3 separate regions of the Homo sapiens genome follow, and regions 1 and 2 are each linked to region 3. The links are chromatin loops, found by intact Hi-C in ENCODE. Cell type or tissue: ascending aorta. All regions are shown on one strand.

What was found. Hi-C counts contacts between places; a loop is a spot of excess contacts. Peaks named below come from ENCODE experiments on the same cell type or tissue, not always from the same donor. Only the 100,000 strongest peaks of a DNase experiment are listed, where the experiment ranks them.
Region 1: it touches region 3 in a loop (2.1-fold over the local background); 6 of 110 quality-filtered maps call a loop at or near these places.
Region 2: a loop joins it to region 3, with 9 times the contacts of the local background. A loop is called at or near these places in 3 of 110 quality-filtered maps.

Annotation. Positions count from the first base shown.
Region 1 is chr9:26,548,195-26,556,194 of GRCh38, reverse strand. No RefSeq gene overlaps it. Among named protein-coding and RNA genes, the nearest start is that of CAAP1, 340 kb to the left of the region's middle. In ascending aorta, no CTCF peak of the experiment used is centred here; no DNase peak of the experiment used is centred here; H3K27ac peaks cover 3,614 bases.
Region 2 is chr9:26,609,941-26,617,940 of GRCh38, reverse strand. No RefSeq gene overlaps it. Among named protein-coding and RNA genes, the nearest start is that of CAAP1, 280 kb to the left of the region's middle. RefSeq lists a silencer at 3,836-4,130. In ascending aorta, CTCF peaks have their summits at 3,716 and 3,917 (motif pointing right); no DNase peak of the experiment used is centred here.
Region 3 is chr9:26,497,562-26,505,561 of GRCh38, reverse strand. LOC105375999 (a long non-coding RNA gene) reads left to right here and starts at 3,904. Exons shown (of 4, transcript XR_001746566.2): 1 at 3,904-3,986. In ascending aorta, a CTCF peak has its summit at 3,069; no DNase peak of the experiment used is centred here.

The DNA of each region.
Region 1 (8,000 bases), 51 kb before region 3:
TGATGTAGCCATTTCCAAATTATATATATTTTAAATTATCACCTTGTTCATGATCAATACATATACTTTTATGTCAATTAAAAAAGCATTTTTGAGGTTTAATCATGTTGCAGCATGTATTAGTACTTTGTTCCTTTTTATGACAGAATAATATTCTATTGTACAGTTATAACCACATTTTGTTTACCCAGTCATCCAGTCACAGTTGGATTGTTTCTACCTTTTAGAAAGTTTGAATAGTGCTACTGTGAACAATAATGTCTATGTTTTTGCTTGAAAACAATTCTTTTGAGTATACATGTAAGAGTGGAATTGCTAGGTCATATGGTAATTCTATGTTTAACTCTTTTGAGGAAGGGCCAAACTGTTTTTTATAGAGACTACTGTATTTCGTGTTCCCAACTGCAGAATCCACAGGGCTTTAAATATGCTTTGGTTAGCCAGAAGTTCCACATCTTTTTCATTGATAATAACAATTTTTACTGAAGCTTTAACCCCAGATAATAATCACTGAACACATGCATACACATGAGGAGGCAAATAGAGGTTTAAGAAAACTGTTTTGAGCTATGTTGACTTGACTGCCTGGCACCTAGAATTGAGACATGTCTTAGAAAGCATCCACTCATTCTTCTCATAGGAAAACAAGGTCACAAGAGGTGGAATGACGTGATAATAAAAAAGAAGCCACTCAACAATTTAGTTATTGTCAAATTTAAGGTTCAAACTGTGATCTTGTAATGCTGAACCTATTGTTATTTTACCTACACTATGTATTTGATTCATTTTTGGTTAAATTATCAGATGATGGCTTTTTTCTTCACTCAGAAATCTTAGAAAAGTGATGGGTATATCATCTAATCCAGACCAGCCTTATTTATCCATTTGTTTCTTCACACATTTATTCTACAAACACTTAAGGAATGCTAATATTTACCAGAGGGTGTGTTGAGAGCAAAGGATACGGTGGTAGACTAACTGCAATGAGACTGTCTTCATAGTTAACAGTGTGGTAGTGAAGATGGCCCCTTGATAAACAGGTACACAAATAATGAATTATAACTGTGCTAAATGCTATAAAGGGAGGAGGTACATGGTACTCTGAGACTTTATAAGACCTGCACTATTTCAGTGGTTGGATGTGTCAGAAAAGGCACTTAGATTTATAAAATCTAATGTGTTTTGATTTTAAGGACACCTTAAAGATTCTCTTATGCCTCAAAATTTTTCCTTCAGTTTTTCATTCATGTCAGGATTTAAAGATTTGATGTGCCAGTTTATATTTTTTCTAATGTACATTTGAATTTTAAAAGTCTGTTCAAAATTTAAAAATTCTTTTGTGGACTCCCTAAAATAACCTCATATGCCAACCGTTGATTCACCTACCACATGTGGACACTGCTGCTCTGGGCGTTGACGACTTTTCTGTTATTTCGAATTCATGAACTGGAACACTCCAAATCAGACCAGAGGTGTGTCAGCCACACAGGAGCAGGGAAGGGAAGGAGAATGATGAAAGCTAGAGGGAAGAAATGGGAAAGATGTTGGTGACTGGGTAAATAGAAGTGATGCAAACTGAGGAAAGGGGAAGACACAGGGAAAAAGGATAGACTCAGGTGGAGAGAGATAAGCTGGTCCTTAGGAGAGCTGGAGTCTGATTACGTGAAGTTTCACTCTCTTAGTAGAAAATGAAATAAACACCTTGGTTTTCCATTTCATTCCATTTATTTCATTCATCAATAATCTAGATACGAATGACAAACCATGGAATGAGAGAAGGGTGTTGTGGATAAAGTTCACTCTTGATGGATTGAAAAATAAGCACAACTGTTACTTTGAAGTTTCAAACTGTTTTCCTCTTCATTAAGAGATGGAGCATTGAATTGTTCTTTGGGACTTATCACTTCTTTGTTATGTTTTACATTTTTGTAAAGGTACTCGTTGAAAATAGTACGATATATTTTTTTACACTGAGTAGCCTAGTGCTTTGTCTGAAAATATAAATGGCTATTTTATTGAGCCAACAATCCATCTTGGAGACTTTGCTGGGTTTTAATGTCTTTGTGGAGGTGGGAAAGGGAGTTAGGAAAATAATTTATATATATATATATAAATGTTAGATTTACAATGTCCTGCGCCTATGAACTATTTTTTTAAAAAATATTTCATTTTCCTGTTTGTAGTCACTAGCAAAAAATCTGAAACTACTGAGTTTCAAAGGTCTATTTTCCACCTACCAATGGAGGGGAGACCAAAAAGAAAGTGGCCTTATCTAAACACAATTAAAACTGAATGTCTGTATTAGTTTTCTAGGGCTGCTGTAAAGAAGTACCACAGATTGGTGGTTTAAACAACAGAAATTGGCCGGGCACGGTGGCTCACTCCTGTAATCCCAGCACTTTGGGAGGCCGAAGTGGGAGGATCACCTGAGGTCAGGAGTTCGAGACCAGTCTGACTAACATGGCAAAACCCCATCTCTACTAAAAATACAAAAATTAGCTGGGCGTAGTGGCGGACACCTGTAGTCCCAGCTACTCGGGTGGCTGAGGCAGCAGAATGGTGTGAACCCAGGAGGCGGAGCTTGCGGTGAGCCGAGATGGTGCAACTGCACTCCATCCTGGGCGACAGAGCGAGACTCCATCTAAAAAAAAAAAAAAGAAAAGCAAAACAAAACCCAGAAATTTATTTTCTCACAATTCTGGAGGCTGAAAGTTCAAGATCAAGGTGTTGGCAGAGTTGGTTCCATCTGAGGGCTGTGAGGGAAAGATGTTTCAGGCTTCTCTCCTTGGCTTATGTAGATGGCTGTCTCCTCTCCATATCTCCACATCTGTATTCTCCCTGTACACATCTATGTTCAAGTTTCCCTTTCTTATAAATCCCTCACATTGGATTAAGGCCCACCTTAATGACTTCATTTTAACTTAATTGCTCTTTAATGACCCTACCCCCAAATACAATCAAATTCTGAGGTACATCATATAAAATTTTGAGGGGACACAATTCAGCCCATAACAATGTCCTACACATTATTTTGGATATAATAATTAGAATTTATTGAGGTTTTCAGGGTATGTTATTTTGCAATTATTCTGTTGTGGTCATATAGTGAGTTCTCCTGTTCTGGAAGAGACTGATCCAGAGACAGAAGAAAATCTAGGAATCAGGCCAAAGATTGGAGAGAGAGAGACAAGCTTTCTCTCTGGGCTTCAGGGCATACAGGCCTGGACTTTGGGTTATAGGGATGATGGAGGACATAGTGGTGAGATGAGGTAGAGTCGGCCTCTTGGGGGCTGGGAGGGAGTTAGGTAGGGTGACTAGGAGGCGCGACAGAGGGCAAGCCTAGAGCCTGTTGGCTCTCAGAGTAGCACATGTAAAAGCAGAAATAAACTACTAAATGTAATGTAATTTCCTTCTTTAATGCTTAAACTTTCAGTATTTTGTAAAAAATTCAAGCTGGGTCTCAGTCATACTGTAGAGAATCAAGGGAGGTTCCTTTCCAAACTTGGGCTTGAGTGACATAGGGTGACCAACACAACTTCCTCAACCTCATTTCCCAAGGTGTGTGTGGTCCCGGAGCTGCAGCAGATCATATCCAGAGGCCATAGCATGGGGCTGATGCAGAACTGGAACATGAAGAACAGAACAGACTCAGAAGTAATGGAGCAAGGTGTGGTATTTTGAGTTCCAACGTATCGGGGAAGGGAGTTGCTAAGTGATTGTGATTTGGGTGTTACTATAAATGTGACCTCATGTTATTGTCATTAGAAATGAAACTTTTGGTATAGTGTTCTCAGGAGTAATATTTCTGAAATCAAGTGTGTTGGTTAAAAAAAAATCTTTTGTTGGTTATTCATCTTTATGAAGTCAACAAAAATGTTTTGGGGAAAAAATAAAAGCTTTGTAACCAAGCTTTGGCAAATGCTAAAAACAGTTGAGTTAGTCACCTCATAGTTTCACATTCTTTAAATAGCAAACCAGAGGCACTTATTAAGGTCAAAATTAGTACACATCCACTGTTCCAGTAATGCTTTTTGTTCCTTTCTGGTCCAGGATCCTATCCAAGAACATGTTTGTATTTAGTTGTCAGGCCTAATCAGTCTCCTTCAATGTGGAACAGTTCCACAGTCTTTTCAGGTTTCCTACACCCTTAACACTCTTAAAGAATATAGGTCTTTCATTTTATAAGGTGACTTTTAATTTGGGTCTGTCTGATGTTTCCTCATGACCAGACTCTAGTGCAGGGTGGAATTTAGAAACCACCATCTGGATGTCCAATGTGGTCATTGCTTCCAGGGTGCCACTGCATTGAGACCCGCTCAGAGAACAAAGTTGGGAAATATATGTATATACATACACACACCTATAACAACAACCAATTCTATATTTAGGTGAATATGTATACTAGAAAGCCTACAAGTTCATACTGATGCCTAAAGCCCCGGTCTAATATTTCAAGGTTCCTTTTATTCTTCCCTTTTCCCACGCTTGTAAAATCCTTTTACAAGTAATGAGAAACCTGGCTCTCATTATCCTCAATCTATTTACTTGTTTGCACAATCTTCCAAGTACTCCAGTCATCTCTTCCTTCTGCCCCTTCCATTCCCCAGCCTCTCACCACTTGGCTTTTGCAGATGCCAGCATCTCTGCCCAGAATGGGAAATGAAAGGAATGGAAGAATGGAAGAAAAATAAAGATAAAAACAGCAGGGAAATTTCTTTATTTTTAAAGTCAGTTTAACTCAGTTTTTATGTTAATTGCAGCCTAAAGCATGCTAACTGATGTAACATACAACACATTATATTGCATTTGTTTGTTTACAATTACACCTATGCCACTTGAATATGAGCTCCTGAAAAGGAGGTCAACATCCGATCATCTCTATATCTCCAGTGGTTTCCACAATGCTTGTAGTGTGGTAGGTACTTGGTAGTTGCATTTGGTGCTAGTGTCACAAAAATCATTAAGACATAATTGTTGTCCCCAAGGAGCTAGCAGAAATTGTTAATACGCTCAGATAATTTCTATAATAGATACATATGGAAAGTGCTATGGCACATAGGAAGAAATCATGTCTAAATGGGACTTTGCCAGTATAAACAGAAATCAGAGATGTCGTCAGATAAATATGTGTATGTTAAATACGTTTCTTTAACTTGTGTAGAAACTAAGAATTAGATGCTGGTCAAGTAGCTGTACATTCTGAATGAGTGGGTTAGAATTAGAATTAGAAGCTGAATAAATGGTTGCATAAAGTCCTTGAAAACTGTGAGACTGTTCAAATGGCACCTTCCCAGTGGCAAACCTATTTTAGTAACATGTATTTAAAAACCTCTAAAGAATTTTGTGTTTTCCAGCAGGAAGAATCAGGACTAATCCAATTTTCAACAACAGGACACCAACAACAATAGTAATAGCTTACATCTCCATAGTCCTTCATATTAAGAAGTCTTTGGCTATGAGCACCAAGAGGGTAGGGATTGTGTCTGTCTTGCTCATCAGTGTATCCTCAGCACCCAGCTCAACACTGAATGAAAAATGCCTTCCCATTTATACTTTCATTCAGTCCTGAAAGTGCACTGGAAATGAAGGACATTACACCTAGGATCAACAATGTCTTTACTCTTTAAATAGATCTAAGTATCTGTAACTCTAAACTGAGCCACCTCCTCTTTGTCAGCTCCCATCTGCAGTTTCTTGAGTTGTCCTTTCTTGGATTTTTTTTTTCTTTTTCCTTTTTTAGGTCTTGTTCTGTCGCCAGGCTGGAGTGGAGTGGCATGATCTCAGCTCACTGCAACCTCCACCTCCCAGGTTCAAGCGATTCTCCTGCCTCAGCCTCCCGAGCAGCTGGGACAACAGGTGCGCACCACCATGCCCAGCTTGTTTTTGTATTTTTAGTAGAGATGGAGTTTCACCACATTGGCTAGGATGGTCTCGATCTCTTGAAATGATGATCTGCCCACCTTGGCCTCCCAAAGTGCTGGGATTACAGGTGTGAGCCACCATGCCCGCACCCTTTCTTGGATTTTTAAGACTCCCTATGCTTGGCTCCATATCTTTCCCTTTCTGTTTTTCACTTGATCTACTTCCTTGTTGATTAATCAATTTTTCCCGACTCATCTTTCCAGAAAACAACTGTGAAATGCTTCAGGAAGCATTCTGTGGGTATTCCAAAACCAGGAAATAGACAGAAAGCAAAGACAGAGAAAAAGGCCTAAGGTCACAGAATGTGTGGGGCACAGAGCCAGAACCAGACTCCAGGTCTCTGATCATTCAGCTACAGGGTCTTTTCAGGAGACCACAATGAAAAGGAAGCATGGAAGGGCAATTTGTACATTTCTGTGAGGTTTTCAGAGAGTCTGCAACCAAAGTTGGTTCAATTATTACACATTTTATGTGCCTTCAGCAATAGCTTCACTTCACATGGTTAAACTATATAGTCAGGCAAGTAAATCAGTTCATTTGAGTTACTGTTTCTGTTTTTATAACTTAAACAGTATGGTAAGTGGCAGTGATCAGGGCTAACAGCAAACACAGAAAAGATCACCCCAAATAGAATATTAACTAATGCAGATCTGCTGTGTAAGTGGCTTGATGCATGGTAAATTGCATTTGCAGTTGGCCAAATGGAAAGTGATATATGTTGGGCTCAAGAATAATAAATACAAAGAGAGATCAATTGAACTGAACTAAAGTGGTACGGTTTTGAAAGACGATGTAGAATTACGTCTTCCAAACATGGCTGACAAAAAGGACTCAATTAAAAAGTAAATTGGAAAACTATAAAGTAGCTGACACAAATACAAGGTTGAGTTTATGGAAGTTATAAATGCTAAACAGTTTCCCTCTCTGATTCCAATTTCTGCCCACTCCCTGATCTTCTTGTGCCTTCCATTTCTTTTTATGAGTATTATTACTCAACGGGAGAACAATCAGTTATATCAGAGCCATTTATTGTAAAGTTTGTGTCAATTTTTATTGAAATAGGACAAAAACACCGGAGTTTGTGTCTATAAGCATGCATAAAGAGGAAAGAAAAACCAATTATTATGCTATCAGGGTACCAGGAGAAGTCTTTGAACTGAAGGGGAAAAAAGAAAAAAGCTCTCCCTGTGGAGAGAATAGAATGTGCTTCATTTCAATATCTATTACAATTATGAAAGGGCCAGAGAATTCCACGGCTTTGAACAATCTTTGTGAACAGAGCTTTGTGTCAGGGCTGTGGTTATGATTTTCAGGCCCTGAGGCTGGTTCTTCAATAACTAGCAGAAGTAGTCAGGGCTTTGGGGATGGACAGTGAAGAGAGGGGTGAAAACCAAGCTCCTCTCGCCAGGGTGATCATAAGAAACCCTTCAGGGGATTTTTATTTTAAATATAGATTTTTGTGCCCTTATGGAATCTGAACTTCCTGAGGCACGGTAGGGAGGCAGATTAACTATCATTCCAATTTCAGGGTTTGAAAATTACAAACATATAACTAGGACTAAGCCTAGTGCCAGGGATTGTTCTGATAGGAGGGATGTTGAAACTGGGGGAAAGAATGAGGTAGGAGATAAAAATCTCTCTCTCTCTTTCTGTCTCTTCTGTCTCTCTCTCCCTTAAATGAATACCCTGCCACTAGAATGTAAGCTCTTCTAGGCAACTAAGTATCTTCATTAATTTTCGATCTCCAGCTATCCAGTGTTTGCTCCACTCTGGCACCTGGTGAGTGGATCCTTTCTTGCTGATTTGGTCACTGCCCTCTATTCTCATTGCTGTGAAGTTTTCAGAATGCTGCACGCTTGCCCCTTGCCATCTAACCATGAAGCTATACGGGAGGAAACTCGGTCTTGATGTGCAAGGCTGGGGTCTCTCTCTCTTCTCTCTCCCAGAAGAGCACTTTTAGAGAATTGTATGGGAGATAAACGGCAAGCTGCTCTCTTTTATAAGACCTTTGGTTTTGGTTGTGTCATGTGCAAATTACCCAAACCCAGTGTGTTGATCTCAATAGAGATGAACCATTT
Region 2 (8,000 bases), 110 kb before region 3:
AAACCTCATAATTTACAGAGAATTGGGTAGAGTACTAACTCAGTAGTTGCAAAATATTAGCCCTAGCTCTGGTTCCACCTAATAAAGCTCAAAGCAAGACCCAAAATAATTCAACTGTTTCCATGTAACTGAACCATGTCCCAGAATAAAGCTCAAGAATATTTATAGAAAAAAATAGCCAGTACCCTAAAGGTTAAAATATCTGGTATCTAATAAAAATTATCATGCATGTAAAGAAGCTGGAAAGTATAACCCATAATGAGGAGAAAAATCAATCAATTAAAACTCAGAAATGACACAGATTATAGAATTAGTATAAAAAGATATAAAAACAGTGATTATAACCATATTCCATGTACTTAAGAAGACAGAGGGAATACTGAACATAAGTAGAGACATGAAAGATGTATAAAAGACCCCAAAGTAGGCACAGCTAACCTAAAGTGATAGAAGTCAGAATAATATTTAGTCCTGGGGAATATTAATGGTGGGGAACATGAGGATGTCTTTTGAGATGCTGAAAATGTTTTATATCTTTATCTTGGTGGCTTTATATGTGTGCGCACATATGTAAAGATCCTCTGAGCTGTACATTTAAGATATATGTACTTTATGTAAGTTAAACCTCAAAATAAATTTCATATTATCTGATACTGTTTGCAAAGCAAGTCAGCCAATATGAGTAAGTAAACCTTTTATTCCATTGGATGGATGGAATTGGATGCATGTCCTCAGGAATGTATAGTATAATTCCTATAGGAGACAGAGATTAGATACCATGGAGGAGCTAGAAACTACGTGCATAATAGTGACTTATCTGTCATTTTAGTTATATTAGTGCCAACTGGTCATTGAAGACGGGACTCACATTAGTGGCTCAATAAATGTTGGTTGCCCTTATCTCTTGCCAGTTTTTGTCTATGCAGGTCTAAGACGTAGACACAGGGAAGAAAACCAGTGATTTAATTTTATGCATTTTGGAGAAGAGATATGAAGAGAAGGTCTAGTGTACCGAAAAAAATGAGTGATCACATCTTTTTTCCCAGGAAGTCTGCACATGTGATACAGAACAAATATGATCATGCAAGTTTTCAAACCACATAAATCAATCTGCCACTTCCAAGATACAGAATGTGTGAGGACAAAGGGGCAAGAATGGAGTCTGGGCTAGTCTCCATCTTTAAATGAGAGTCCACACTATCAACAGAATTAGCTTTCTATTGTTTCTGTGTGTCTGCACCATCCCCACCAAATACCAGATACAGGCAACTAAATAAACACTTTTCGTTCTCAACAGGCTCACATAAGATTTCCATTTCTGTGATTCCCTGGAAATTCCATAACTAAATAAGATTGTTTTAGAGTATTTTTCTTCTATAACCACTCATACAGGTACCACTTCTTTTTCTTTTTTTTGAGATAGAGTCTTGCTCTGTCAACAGAGATTGCAGTGGCATGATCTTGGCTCACTACAACCTCCGCCTCCTGGTTTCAAGCGATTCTTCTGCCTCAGCCTCCCAAGTAGCTGGGACCACAGGCACGTGCCACCATGCCCAGCTAGTTTTTGTTTTTTTTTTTTTAGTAGAGACGGGATTTCACCGTGTTGACCAGGATGGTCTAGATTTCCAGACCTCGTGATCCACCTGTCTCGGCCTCCCAAAGTGTTGGGATTACAGGCGTGAGCCACCGCGCTCGGCCTGATACTGCTTCTTAATTACAATAAGTCTCTCACCTAGAATTCCAGTAGGTCAAGTTACGGATCTGAGAGCAAGAAGTTAGCTTTCTTTCCCGTAAGGGAAGCACATTTTGGATGGAGAAATTTCTCACAGGGGTTTCCTGGAGACAGAGTGAGTTATTTTGAATATTGTCATTAATTAAATAACAATGGTCACCCATATCCCCTTGCAGGTAGGGAAGCAGGCTTCCTGGCACTCTGAATTTGATATTACTTTGTCACCATTGTTTTAGATGAACTGTCAGATAAGCTTTTCACTGGAGTGTTTTGCAGGATACTATCTCTGTGTGCTGTGTTTTTTGGACACTTGGCAGAAGAGCCATGGTAGTGGCCAAAAGGGGAAGAAATGAAAGCACCAGATGGTTGTGTTTAACCTTTTTACTCAGAATGTGTATCAGCCTTAGCCTGGAAGCATGGGCAGTGGTCATAGCTGCAAATGCTGATTTTCCTGGGTACCTTTGGGAAACACTGTGACCCAACACTGGGAGGGGAGATTTGTATGCCACCAGTTTTGTAGAACTCAACAGTAAAACTGTCCCTGGTATCACTAGTGACTCACTAGAGTTGTCTGGATAGGGTAAAAAAAGGGTCACAATAATAGAGATGAGTATTGCTCTAATTCTGCCCACCCCCAGCAACCCCTCTACCCCCTATTCTGTGGGCATCTTATCTCTATATTTCTCCCTACTCGTTCAGGAAGTTCCCACAGGTATCTCCAGGTGGTCATGATTAAGATTTGTTTTTCAACTCATCACATTGTGCCTAGCAGTTTTTCTCCTTTCCTGTTCTGGTTGTCTAATTTTAATATCATGGAAGCTGTTGTGGAAGATTGATTACATTGATGACACCATTTCATGGCCTCTCTGCCCTTTGCCCTGTAACACTGTAGGCAACTCCCGCTCTGACTCTGGAGGGACTTAGCCCAGTGTTTGCTTTGACCAATGGGGCTTGCAAAAACACTTGAATGCTTTTGTTTCTTGTTCCTCTGCCTTTGCCATGAGAATATGGCCAGACTAGTCTCCTGGAGGATTAGAGACCTTGAGGGACAAAGGCAATTCATCTCAGCTGAGGCCATTCTGGGGTCCCCTCAGACCACAGAATGAATATTGCTTGAGTGAGCCCAGCTAAGATCAGCCAAGTCTGGCCCAGACCAGCAGAACTATTCAGTCAACCCACAGACTATTGAGTGAAATAAATGCTAATCATTTTAAGCCACTGGATTTTGTCGTTGTTTGTTATGCAGCATTATTGAGGCAATAGATAACTGATATACCTGCCTATGCCATGAATCCCTTTGAATCAGATCCACATTTGTTTCTCTCATTCCACATATTGTGGGTCTGGCTCATAGCTCAGGTTACTGTTTCTGAGTTCCTACAGTCACCCCAACTAGGAAACATATGCTTCAGTCTCCCAAACACTGCTGCCTTGTACTCTCATTGCTGTGTCATCTAGGGATCTCGTTTTTAAAAAAACATTATGAACTACCTCAAAAATAAAAATATAGAGAATCCTATGACATACATCGTTCTATATTCTTATCACATAGAGTTTCCAAATTATTTTTCACTTTGTCATTTGTACCTGTTTCCTAGTGCTGCTGCTTCAAAGTACCATGAAATAATTAGGTGGCTTAAAACAGTAGAATGTTATCATCTCACATTTTGGAAGCTAGACATTTGAAATCAAGGTGTTAGCAAAACTATGTTTTCTTACTTTTTTATGAGGCACGGTCTGGCTCTGTCACCCAGGCTGGAGTGCAGTGGCATGATCTCAGCTCACTGCAACCTCTGGCTCCCAGGCTCAAGCAATCCTCCCACCTCTACCTGCCAAGTGTGGGCGGCAAGCCACCCAGGTGCCGAGGCAAGAGACTGAGGACACGAGCTGTTCCAGTATAATAAAATATAAAATAAGAATAGTTATACCAGATATAGATCTTAGATATAATTATATATGAATATCATTAATCATTAGTTTGTAGCAATTACTCTTTGTTCCAATATTATAATAATCCTTGCTTTATAATCATAACCTAGGAAAAACCAGGCCATACAGAGATAGGAGCTGAGGGGACATAGTGAGGAGTGACCAGAAGACAAGAGTGCGAGCCTTCTGTTATGCCCAGACAGGGCCACCAGAGGGCTCCTTGGTCTAGCGGTAACGCCAGCATCTGGGAAGACGCCCATTGCCGAGCGGACAGTGGTCTAGCGGTAGCCTCAGTGTCAAGGAAAAACACTGGCTACTTAGCAGACCGGGAAAGGAAGTCTCCCTTTCCCCGGGGGGAGTTTAGAGAAGACTCTGCTCCTCCACCTCTTGTGGAGAGCCTGACATCAGTCAGGCTCGCCCACAGTTATCCAGAGGCCTAACCGTCTCCCTGTGATGCTGTGCTTCAGTGGTCATGTTCCTAGTCTGCCTTCATGTTCCATCCTGTACACCTGGCTCTGCCTTCTAGATAGCAGTAGCAAGTTAGTGAAAGTACTGAAAGTCTCTAATAAGCAGAAATAATGGTGTAAGTTGTTTCTTTCTCTGTCTCCTCTTTCTCTCTGCCTCAGCTGCCAGGCAGGGAAGGGCCCCCTGTCCAGTGGACATGTGACCCACGTGACCTTACCTATCATTGGAGATGACTCACACTCTTTACCCTGCCCCTTTTGCTTTGTATCCAATAAATAACAGTGCGGCCAGACATTCGGGGCCACTACCGGTCTCCGTGACTTGGTGGTAGTGGTCCCCCGGGCCCAGCTGCCTTTTCTTTTATCTCTTTATCTTGTGTCTTTATTTCTACACTCTCTCGTCTTTGCACATGGGGAGAGACCCACCGACCCTGTGGGGCTGGACCCTACACCAAGTACCTGGGACTACAGGTGCAAATCACCATGCCCAGCTTTTTTTTTTTTTTCTGTATTTTGGTAGAGACAGGGTTTCACCATGTTGTACAGGCTGGTGTCTAACTCCTGAGCTCAAGTGATCCTTCTGCCTCAGCCTCCCAAAGTGCTGTCATTACAGGTGTGTGCCATTGCACCCAGCAACACTGTGTTTTCTTGAAGGTTTTAGAGGAGAGTCTATTCTATTCCTTTCTCTTAGTTTCTGGTGTTGCTGGCAATCATTGACATTGCCTCCAGCCTCTGACTCCATCGTCATAGGGTGTTTTCTCCTTCTGTCTTCATGATCGTATAAGGACACTAGTCGTATTGGATTAAGGACCCATCTTGCTCTAGAATGACTTCATTTTAACTAATTACATCTGCAACACTCTTATTTCCTAATAAGTTCACATTCTGAGGAACTGGGGTTAGGACTTCACATCTCTTTTGGGGGAACACATTTCAACCCATAACAGGATTACTAATATTTTAGTTTTTTGCATCTATTTTTATAAGTAAGCTTTGTCAATACTTGTCCTATTCTTGTCTGGTTTTTGTATCAAGTTGTTTAGCCTAATAAAAATAGTTTGAGAAATTTACCTTTTTTACTATTTTCTGAAACAGCTTGCATTAAGTAGGGATAATCTGTAACGTAAAAGTTTTGTCACATTCGTCTGCAAAGCAATTTGAGCTTATTATTTGAGAAGGGGAGGTGATTTTTTGACTCATGATTCTATTCTTTTAATGGCTATTGGTTTCTTCAGCTTTTCAGCTTCTTCTAGAGTAAATTTTTATAATTTATATACTGTTGAGAGAATTTATTGACATAAAGTTTGTATAGAGCACCCTTGACATAAGTAACCCCATCTTAGAAAAAGACTGTCTCTTACACTTCATAAGGCACTTTGCCAACAGGGACCAGATGTTTTGTGTGATCAATGAAGACTGCCTCCAACCAGATTAAGAACATAACCAAGCACACTCTTCCACTATTAGTCTTCACCCCAGAGGACTCTGGCCATGAAAAGAGCAGGACTACAACAGCTTTTAATGGCTGTCTTAACAGGCTGTCGCTCGTGATAACACCCAGCATCTGCCTACGAAGGCTGTGCCCACACCAAAGACTCTTCCTTGCAAGGAAAACAGACAACTTGAGCCAGACCAGGACAGTTTTTTTATTTTGTTTTGTTTACATCCCTCTCCCTGGGATGCTTCATTAACCATTTTTTCCTATCCCCTTTCTTTTAATGTTAAATGTTACTTTGTTGTGGAATGTTTAATCTATAACATTTATATATTGATTAAATATATATATTGGATTTTGCGGTTGTTCATTATGCGGCATTATTGCAGCAGTAGATAACTGATAGGTAACTATTATATATGGTTTGCCATGTTGACTGATTAGTTGAGTGGCTTGAGCCTGTGTGCCCATGGCTCTAACTGCTGAATGAATGGAAAGTTTACTAAGAAGAATGGCCTCCTTGGAAACTCCATGTAGCTCATGGCTTTTATGATTGAGACAGCATTAATAAAAATCTGACATCGTGGAAAGACACAAATATGTGGGGACCTGGTTATCTCTGACCTGCGCCATTCATGATAAAATTGTTTGCAGTATTTACTGAATGCTTTAAGAAATCTATATTTTTAGTTATGTTCCTTTTTGGTCCTAATATTATTGATTTATTCTACCTATACAGTTTTTTGTTTGGTTTCTGCTTATTTTGGTGATCAGTCTTACTATTAGTTTGTCTATTTTATTAGTATTTTCAAGTAATACTTTATTTAGCTTTATCTGTTGTTCATTTTCTAGCTTATTGAGTTTAATGTTTAATTAATTTAATTTTAGTAACTCCTTTTGCAGACAGTTAATTTGAGGCTACAAATTTACCTATAAGTACTACTTTAGCCAAAGTATATAAATCTTGATACATGGTTCTTTCATGATAATTTAATTTTAAACGTTTGAGAATCACACCCTTTAACCTATAAGTTGTTTATATGTGTTCTTTTTACATTTCTCAAAATACATCAGTTATTTAAAAAAAAACTTAAAAAATTGTATTGTGGTGAAGGAATGTAGTAAGATATTGCTTCCTTAAGATTTATTGAGAATTTCTTTGTAAATGGGTACATAGTGAATTTTTATGTGTGCTGAAAATGAATGTGTTATTATTAATTATTGGGTGTGGAATTCTATGTATCATTCTTAGAAGAAACTTGTTAATTACATTTAAGAAATGTTCTATATGATATATAAGTTCTACATATTATATAAATTTCTATAGTGGATACTTTATAACCCACATTGCCAATTTTTCTTGCAATTTTGTTATTTATTGTACTGTATTTAGCAATACACTCTTGGGTACATTATGTCATGATTTTCATCTTCATGGTGAAGTTTTATTATTATGTAATGTTTTGCTTGGTATATGTTAATAATCTTATCTTTAAATTCTATTTTATCTAATATCATTTCCCATCTCATTTTCCTTAAAAAATAAAAATCAAGGATATTTGTTTTTAACTGGTTATTTTAACTTGTTTTCATCTATTTTTGATATTACTGATACATTTGGAGTTGTTTCTACTGTCTTCTTACAGTCTTTTAAATCAATATTTTAATTGACCATTATTGTTTTTTAGAGACAAGGTCTCACCATGTTGCCCAGGCTGGTCTTTAACTCCTAGCCTCAAGTGATACTCCCTCCTCAGTCTCCCGAGTAGCTGGGATTGCAGGCACAAGCCACTGTGTCTGGCTATTAATAATTTTATTTTACTTTTATGCCTTGTTTATATCAATAATATTTTCATTATTTTTTTTTGGTTTCCTTTGCTGGGTTAGAAGCTACAGGTTTTATTATATATGTATTTAATATATATTAAACTCACAATACATGTATGTGTATTGAAAGTATATTAAACACTTAGTTCATGTATATGCATTAAATATACATTTGTATTATTTGTAAAATATATTTTATGGTATATTTTTCTGAAATATTTAACACACCTACTTAATTATAAAGATTTTAAACAAAATATAAAATCATTGAATGTTGCTTTTCTGCTCCTTAATAATATAAGAACTTTAGCATACTTCATATACCTATTGAATAATCCTCACTTCTTCCTTCTTATTGTCTAGAGTTTTAGTGTCACTTTAACACAAAATTTATTATTTTTAATAGTTAAAACTAATTTTAACAACTTATTAATTTCTGTGCACACCGTATTTCTTTCATCCCCTTCTTTCCTCTGGGCTCCCTTTTCTTTTCATTGAAGTACTTTCTTTAGTAGTTTTAATGCAAGAAACTGTGTGGAAACTACCTCAGTCATTGTATATATTAGTCTTCTATTGTATACCCTAGTCATCGATTGTTACTGATTAGACTTCT
Region 3 (8,000 bases):
CGAGTAAAAAAATGCAGATGTGTGAGTGGGGAATCAGATTTTGGAAGGGAAATGAACCGGAAACAACTTGCAATGCTGGGATATTCCTGTGTAGACATAAAAGAGGTGTGTGTACATGTGCATGCATGTGTGTTCATGTGTGTGTGTGTGCATTTACAATGTTTTCTTGTATTCTGCTTTACTCAAAGTCTATACATCTAAAAGGTACCCTCACAGCAACGTCTATACTGGTGTTTGGATAGGCTCAAAACCAAGCAGGACGGTGTATAAATGATTGCTTCATCTTTCTGTACACTGCATCCTTTCCTCAAATCCTGTAGCTCCATCTTTTCTTTTGGTTGGTTCTTCTTCAGGTATGGTCTCCTACCAGCAGCAAGTTAACAAGGAGTGTCCCTGGTGATCTTTATCAGATGATCTGTAACAGGAGAGTCTCAATATTTAGTTACTGAATAAATGGATATAAGAATCAGGAATTGTGGGTTTTGTACCTACCTCTATGTCTAGTGGGAGATTGTGAGCAATAGAGCAGATGTTTGAAAATGTGGGATCTGTGTCAAGGCTGACTGGCATGGATGCTTCCTAATGGTAGGACCTTAGACAAGTCCTGTGAGACCTCTGAACTGTTAGTTTTCTTCTTTATAAAGTGTGGGCAATAATAATGCCAATTTAATAAGGAAGTTGGTAGTACTAAGATAAAGAGACTATGATGGTTAATAATCTGTCTCAATTTGACTAGGCTATGGCATCTAGTGATTTTGTAAAAAACCAGTCTAGATGTTGCTGAGAAGGTATTTTTCAGATGTGTAGACTTTAAACAAAGCAGATTACCATAATGTAGGTGGGCCTCATCCAATCAGGTGAAGGCCTTAAGAGCAAAGACTGAGGCTTCCTGAAGAAAGAGCAATTCTTTCTTAATACTGCAACATAGAAACCCTGCCTGAGTTTCCAATCTGAAGATTTCAGGCTCAAGAGTGCGACATTAACTCTTACCTTAATTTTTAGCCTGCCAGCCCGCTCGACAGATTTCAGATTTACCAATAACTTAGGTGCCGATTCCTTAAACACTTTTCTCTGTATCTCTCTCTCTCTCTAACATATATACACACATAGCTTATATATACATACACATATATAATACACACACACACACACACACACACACATATATATATATAGAGAGAGAGAGAGAGAGATTCTATACGCACACATTTCTCTGAAGAACCCTGACTACGCAGGATATAAAGCACTTGGCACACTTCTTCCTGGCACACAGGCATCCATTTTATGAGAAACTGTTATTATTAAGCTTCCTGAATCTAAGAGTCCTCATTTACACAATAAGGGGTTGAGCCAGTAATCTCTGGGATATGATCCAACTCTAACATTCTAATACTCAAAAAACTTAATGTATTAGAGTCCTACATCATAAAAGTTCACCTTACATGTAGGAAAAACAAATTAAAGTGCCTAAACAAATTTCTGACATAATTGCAGTATTATTTATGCATTACTAATGTTTTTAAGTTTCATAGTGTCCTTAAAAGTATGTTCAATGTGTTCTTGTTAAAATGTTGAATATAAAAATAAACTTTGTAATGTCCCCAAAATTTCCACATCAGAGAGAACTGTGTTCTTATCCTTGTTATATCATAGGCTGGGATTTGTTGTCCCAGTGGGAAAATTCAGGTAAAGAAGAGGTTGGGAAGGAAGTCTCATTTTCTGGGAACCTTAGTACTGTGTGCCAGTAGATTTCACAGCGGAAAAGTGAAATGAGAGGTGGGAATTATTAAGGTAAAAGCGTGGTTTTGATTTCTGAGTTTGTTTTATTTATTTTATTTATTCTTTCCTTTAAAGGAAAACCAACAGAACCTTTGTTTTTAAAAATAATGCAAGTTTTCATTTCTGAGAGATCCTATTTATATCAGCACACTCCTCTCTCCCCAACTAAAGATTTATTCTCTTATGTTCTCCTTTTTCTGCTTTATTAATAGAATTTGTTATCTCCTGACATATTTGTCATTTTGTTTTTTGTTTGTTATTCCCACTAGAAGATAAGATCCATGAGAGCAGATATTTTGTCTGCTATATTCAGTACTATATCCTGAGAGTTTATAACTATATACAGTAGACACTCAATAAATATTTGTTGAATATGAAAAATAGCTGGAAACAAATATCCTATTCTCTGCCACTCTGACAATAATTATTGTTATTCACTGACAGTAATCTTCATGGTTGCATTATTTGTTCTTTTACTTTACAAGGCAGAGGTCTTGGTGGAGAATATGGCATATCTTTGTTCATCTTCCCTTAAAAGACATTTAAGAACTTCCCAGTTGCAAATCTTTAGGGAAAGGTGAATAGCTTTATTTCCAGGTTAAAACTATAGTTATGATAAAGTTGTTCCTGTTGAATCTTCTTGTGATAAGCTGTAACAATTTCAGTAATCACAACCTGAAGTGATTGGACGGTCATGGGATTTGGAATTAGATGACCCAGGCTTTGGTTACTTCCTCAGTAAACCTTCAACATGTCTCTTTTTGTCTGTATTTTCCCATGCACGTCATAGAGTTGGTTTTAAATGAGATAGGTTTATAAAAAAATCTCAGTAAATGTTAAACTCACTACACAAGTGTTCTTTACTATATACAAGAACACAAATATTGCAAAAGGAAAGGGAAAGTTAAATTTTCTGAACATCGATTACATGCTTACATGTTATTTAACTTAGCCCTGGCATCAGTCTTGCAAGGTTTGCATTATCATACTCATTTTAAAGATATGGGAACTTAAGCTCAGAGACGTTACTTAAGTGTTCCAAGGTTAGGTGGCTCAGTTGGGATTTTGTTGAAGGTTTGAAGACTTCTGGGCTAGTGCTCTTTTCATTATGTCATACTGGCAAACAGAGGGAGAGTCATGGCTGGCTTTAAGGCACCTCTGTGTGAATTAGAGAAAGGTGCCTTTTCTGGGTGGCTGCAGTGCTCCAAGTATAAGGCTTGGTCAGCATTGGAAGCTTCCCAGGGAAGGAACAGTTGTGCCCCTCTGTGGGTGGATATGGCAACACACCACAGGAAGGGATTTGGCAAGCCGAGCATGAGCTACTTTGAGCCCTACTTTCCTCTCATCTGCAGAACTGTGAGTGCAGCTCTCTGCAAGGAAACATTTCCTTCGACAACCTCAAATAGCTCAGTAAAAGCTTACACAAAGTTATTGTCATATTCATGAACATCATATTGTGGGAAAGGACGATGTGGCAGAGCTCAAAGCTGCATGTACCATGTTTCAGAGGAGAGTAGTTGGAATTGTTCCTCTATTCTTTATTCAGGTAGAAACTTCTGAAAAGGCAGCAGGAAGAAGTGATGTGCAGGAAGAAGTGATGTGCAGGAAGAAGAGCTGTCATTTCTGGTCTTTGTGACCTCAGTGATGAGAAGCATTTTGGTTATTCCTCCCTGATCACAGATCTTCAAATCATCATAGCCTTCAGACCAATTAAGACTGTGTAGAATTCCCCAGGCCTTACTGGAATGTTTGGGAACTTGTCTCATCGCAAACAATGACCCTGCAGAAGTGCCCCAATTTATCTGTAGCAAGTGCTGCAATGGCTAGGCATGTTAGGAAGACAAAAAAAAAATAGCTTTGCACTGACATATGTTGCTTTGTGTGTGTGTGTGAATATATGTATATATGTGTGTATATATATACACACATATATACACACATATATACATATATACACACATATACACATATATACACATATATATATACACATATATACATATATACGCATATATACATCTATATACACACATATATACATCTATATACACATATATACATCTATATACACACACATATATACATATATATACACATATATATGTATATATGTATTTGTTTTAGGCATTGGCTGAGTAATTCAAAAGAGTGATTGAAGACTGGAAAGTACCTTAACAGATAACTTGGGAGATTTCTAATGCCTGGAGGTAAGTAATCACTATGAAACATGCTCCTTAGCATGCAGGATGCAGTTGTTTTCTTTTTTTAATTCCACCTGGCTGCAGGCTGCATGCCATGGTTACCGAAGGACATTTTTCTCCCCTTGACTGCCCAGTGGTGGAGAATGGGTCACTGGGTGGGGTATGCATATTATCTTCCACATTCTATTTTCAGATGTCTACCTATGAGGACCTTCATTCTATAGGAGTGCTTCTAGCAACAGGACACTGTTAATAATTGAGAATTGGTGCTATTAATGTCCAGACCATTCTTCTTGTTTTTTTTTTTTTTTTTGGATTACAGGCATGAGCCACCACGCCTGGTCCCAGCCCATTCCATTCTGATAAAATGTGAAGATGGTTCCCAATCTAGAATATTTGCTGTTCCAGCTTTTCTAAGAATATTTGTTACCACCATTCCTTCACTGAACTCCTCTAAAACAACCACAAAAGATTTCATGTTTTTTATTATTATGATTAATGGCAGATTTGTTAACAAAAATAGGGGATTTGGAGAGTGCTGGTTTGTGGGGCAAGTGTTTCTTTTAAAAACGATTTTTAAAGTTTTAAGTTGTTACAGAAGAATATTTAAAATGTGTATGAGGTATAAAGAATAATGACAGAATGAACGACTCTATACCAATTACATAGTCTAAGGAAAGGCATGTTACCATTATTTTTGAGGCTTCCTGAATGCCTCCCTCCATTTATCCCATGCCTTCTTTTTCCCTTGTTTTATTTTATTGTATTTTTAAATTGACACATAAAAATTGTATATATTTATTTTGTACAGCATGATGTTTTGAAATGTGTATACATTGTGGAATGGCTCATTCAAGCTAGTTAGCAAGTATATTACCTCACATACTTACCTTTTTTTACGGTGAGAACACTTAAAATCTACTGTCAGCAATTTTCATAATACAGTGATATGAACTATAGTCACCATGTTGTAAGATAGATCTCTTGAACTTATTCTACCTATCTAACTGAAATTTTGCATCCTTTGACCAATATCTCCCTAACTCCCTCCACCCTGGTAACCACGATTCTACTCTGTACTTCCATGATTTCAACTTTTTTAGACTCCACGTGTAAGTGAGCTCATGTGGTATTTGTGTTTCTATGTCTGTTTTATTTCATTTAACCTAACGTCCTCCAGGTTCATCCAACTGAATATAGGAATTATTCTTTAGTAGTTTGATTTTATTATTATTTTGCAGAGCAGCAAGTTAATCTTTTTCTGTAATTAATTAATTTTTACTGTGTAGAGTATGCCACAATTTATTTATCCATATGAATTGGTGGCCGTTTAGGTTGTTTTCAGTGTTTTGCTATTTTAAACAGCGTCGCAATGAACATACTTGTTTACAGCCCTAGAGATCATGTCCTGGAATTTCTCTGGGTTACAGACCCAGAAGTGCACAGAGTTTGTGCATACTTCATCTAGATTATACCTAATTAGTTGCTAGGGTGGTATTTACTAACTGACATTCCATATGTTGTTTATACATCGTGTTCAGACTTTTGTCAACCCTGGATCTGTCCGACTTTTTTCAATCTTTCCCAATCTTAAGAATCTTATACATTCTCATACATTGTGAAATATCATTTTAGTTATTCTTCCATCTTAAATATATATATATATATATATATATATATATATATATATATATATATATATACACACACTTTTTTTTTTTTTTTTTTAAACGGAGTCTCGCTCTGTCGCCCAGGCTGGACTGCAGTGGCACCATCTCGGCTCACTGCAAGCTCCGCCTCCCAGGTTCACGCCATTCTCCTGCCTCAGCCTCCTGAGTAGCTGGGACTACAGGCGCCCGCCACCATGCCCGGCTAATTTTTTTGTATTTTTAGTAGAGATGGGGTTTCACCGTGTTAGCTAGGATGGTCTCAATCTCCTGACCTCGTGATCCGCCCACCTCGGCCTACCAAAGTCTATATTTTTATAATAAATATTCCTGTCCGTATTTATTATTATTTTTTTTTTGAGACGGAGTCTCACTCTGTTGCACAGGCTGGAGTGCAGTGGCGCGATCTCAGCTCACTGCAACCTCTGCCTCCCAGGTTCAAGTGATTCTCCTGTCTCAGTCCTGTCCATATTTTTATATGCAGTACATATTTTTATTTTTTATTTATTTTTGAAGAGAAAACTACCCAAGTAAAAGAAGTAAATTTGCACTGGAACAATGTAAACAATTCAGAAATGGAAGAATAAAGTTTTCTTTTTTTCCACATCTTCCCTTCTTCTCCAACCTCACTCTACTTCTTTTTATTTGACCACTTGAAAATTTTAGAAAATTGATACATAAAAATTGTATATTTTTGAGTTACATATGATATTTTGATACATGCATACAATGTGTAATGATCAAGTCAGGATATTCAGGATATTCATCACCTCAAATATTTATCATTTCTTTGGGATGGGAGCATCCCAAATCTTCTCTGTTAGCTATTTTGAAATATGCAATACTTTGTTGTTAATTATTGTCACCCTACTCTGCTATCGAACACTAGTAATTATTCCTTCTATCTAACTGTATGTTTATAACCACTAACCAATCTCACTTTATCCCCTGTGCTCCCTGCACAGTAACCACCTGGTAACCATCATTCTACTCTCTACCTCCATGACATCAACTTTTTTAATTTAATAGCTTCTACCTATGAGTGGTAACATGTGATATTTCTGTGCTTGGCTTATTTCACTTAACATAATGTCCTCCAGATGTATCCATGTTGCTGCAAATGACAGAATTTCATTCTTTTTATGGCTAATATTCCATGGTGTATATATACTACATTTTCTTTATCCATTCCTCCACTGATGGACACTTACGTTAATTCTATATTTTGGCTATTGTGAATATTATTGTAATAAATATGAAAGTACAGAAATCTCTTTGATATACTATATATAAAAGTTTTGGGTATACATCCAGCAGTGAGATTGCTGAATCCTATGGTGGTTCTATTTTTACTTTTTCGAGAACCTCTGCACTGTTTTCCATAGTGGTTATACTAATTTACATCCCCACCAACAGTATACTGGTCTTCCTCTTTCTCTGCATTGCAGCCAGCGTTTGTTATTTTTTGGTCTTTTTCATAATATAATCGGCATTTTAACTGGGGTGAGATGATATTGCATTGTGCTTTTGATTTGCATTTCCCTGATGATTAGTAGTGTTTAGCATTTTTTTCATATACCTGTTGTTCTTTGTTTAAGTTATTTCGTGAAATGTCTATTCAGATAATTTGCCCACTTTTAAATCAAATTATTTGGCTTTTCCCTACTGGGTTGTTTGAGTTCTCTATACATTTTAGTTATTAATCACTTGCCAGATGATTCTCTTTTCACTCTGTTGACTGTTTCCTATACAAATGGTATAACCCATTTGTCTATTTTTCCTTTTGTTGCCTATGCTTTAGAGGTCTTACCAAAAAAAAAAAAAAAAAGTTTGCCTAGACTAATATCTTTAAACCTTTCACTAATGTATGCCTCTAGCAGTTTCACAGTTTCAGGGCTTAGATTGAAGTCTTTAATCCATTTTGATTTGATTTTTGTATATGGTGAGGTAGGGGCCTTATTTCATTCTTCTGCATATGGATATCCAGTTTTCCCAGCATCATTTATTGCAAAGATTGTCTTTCCCACAGTGTATGTTCTTGGCATATTGTAGGAAATGTGTTGAATGTATGTACATGGATTTATTTCTGGGTTCTCTATTTTGTTCCATTGGCCTATGCATCTGTTTTTATGACCGTGCCATGTTGTTTTGATTACTATAGCTTTGTAGCATATTTTGAAGTCAGGTAGTGTGATGCCTCCAGTTTCCCCCCTGGCCTCAGGATTGCCTTGGCAATTTGGTGTCTTTTGTGATTCCATAAATTTTATCATTGTTTTTTCTAGTTATGTGAAGAATGTCATTGGTATTTTTGATAGGAATTACATTTAATCTGTAGATCTCTTTGTGTTGTATA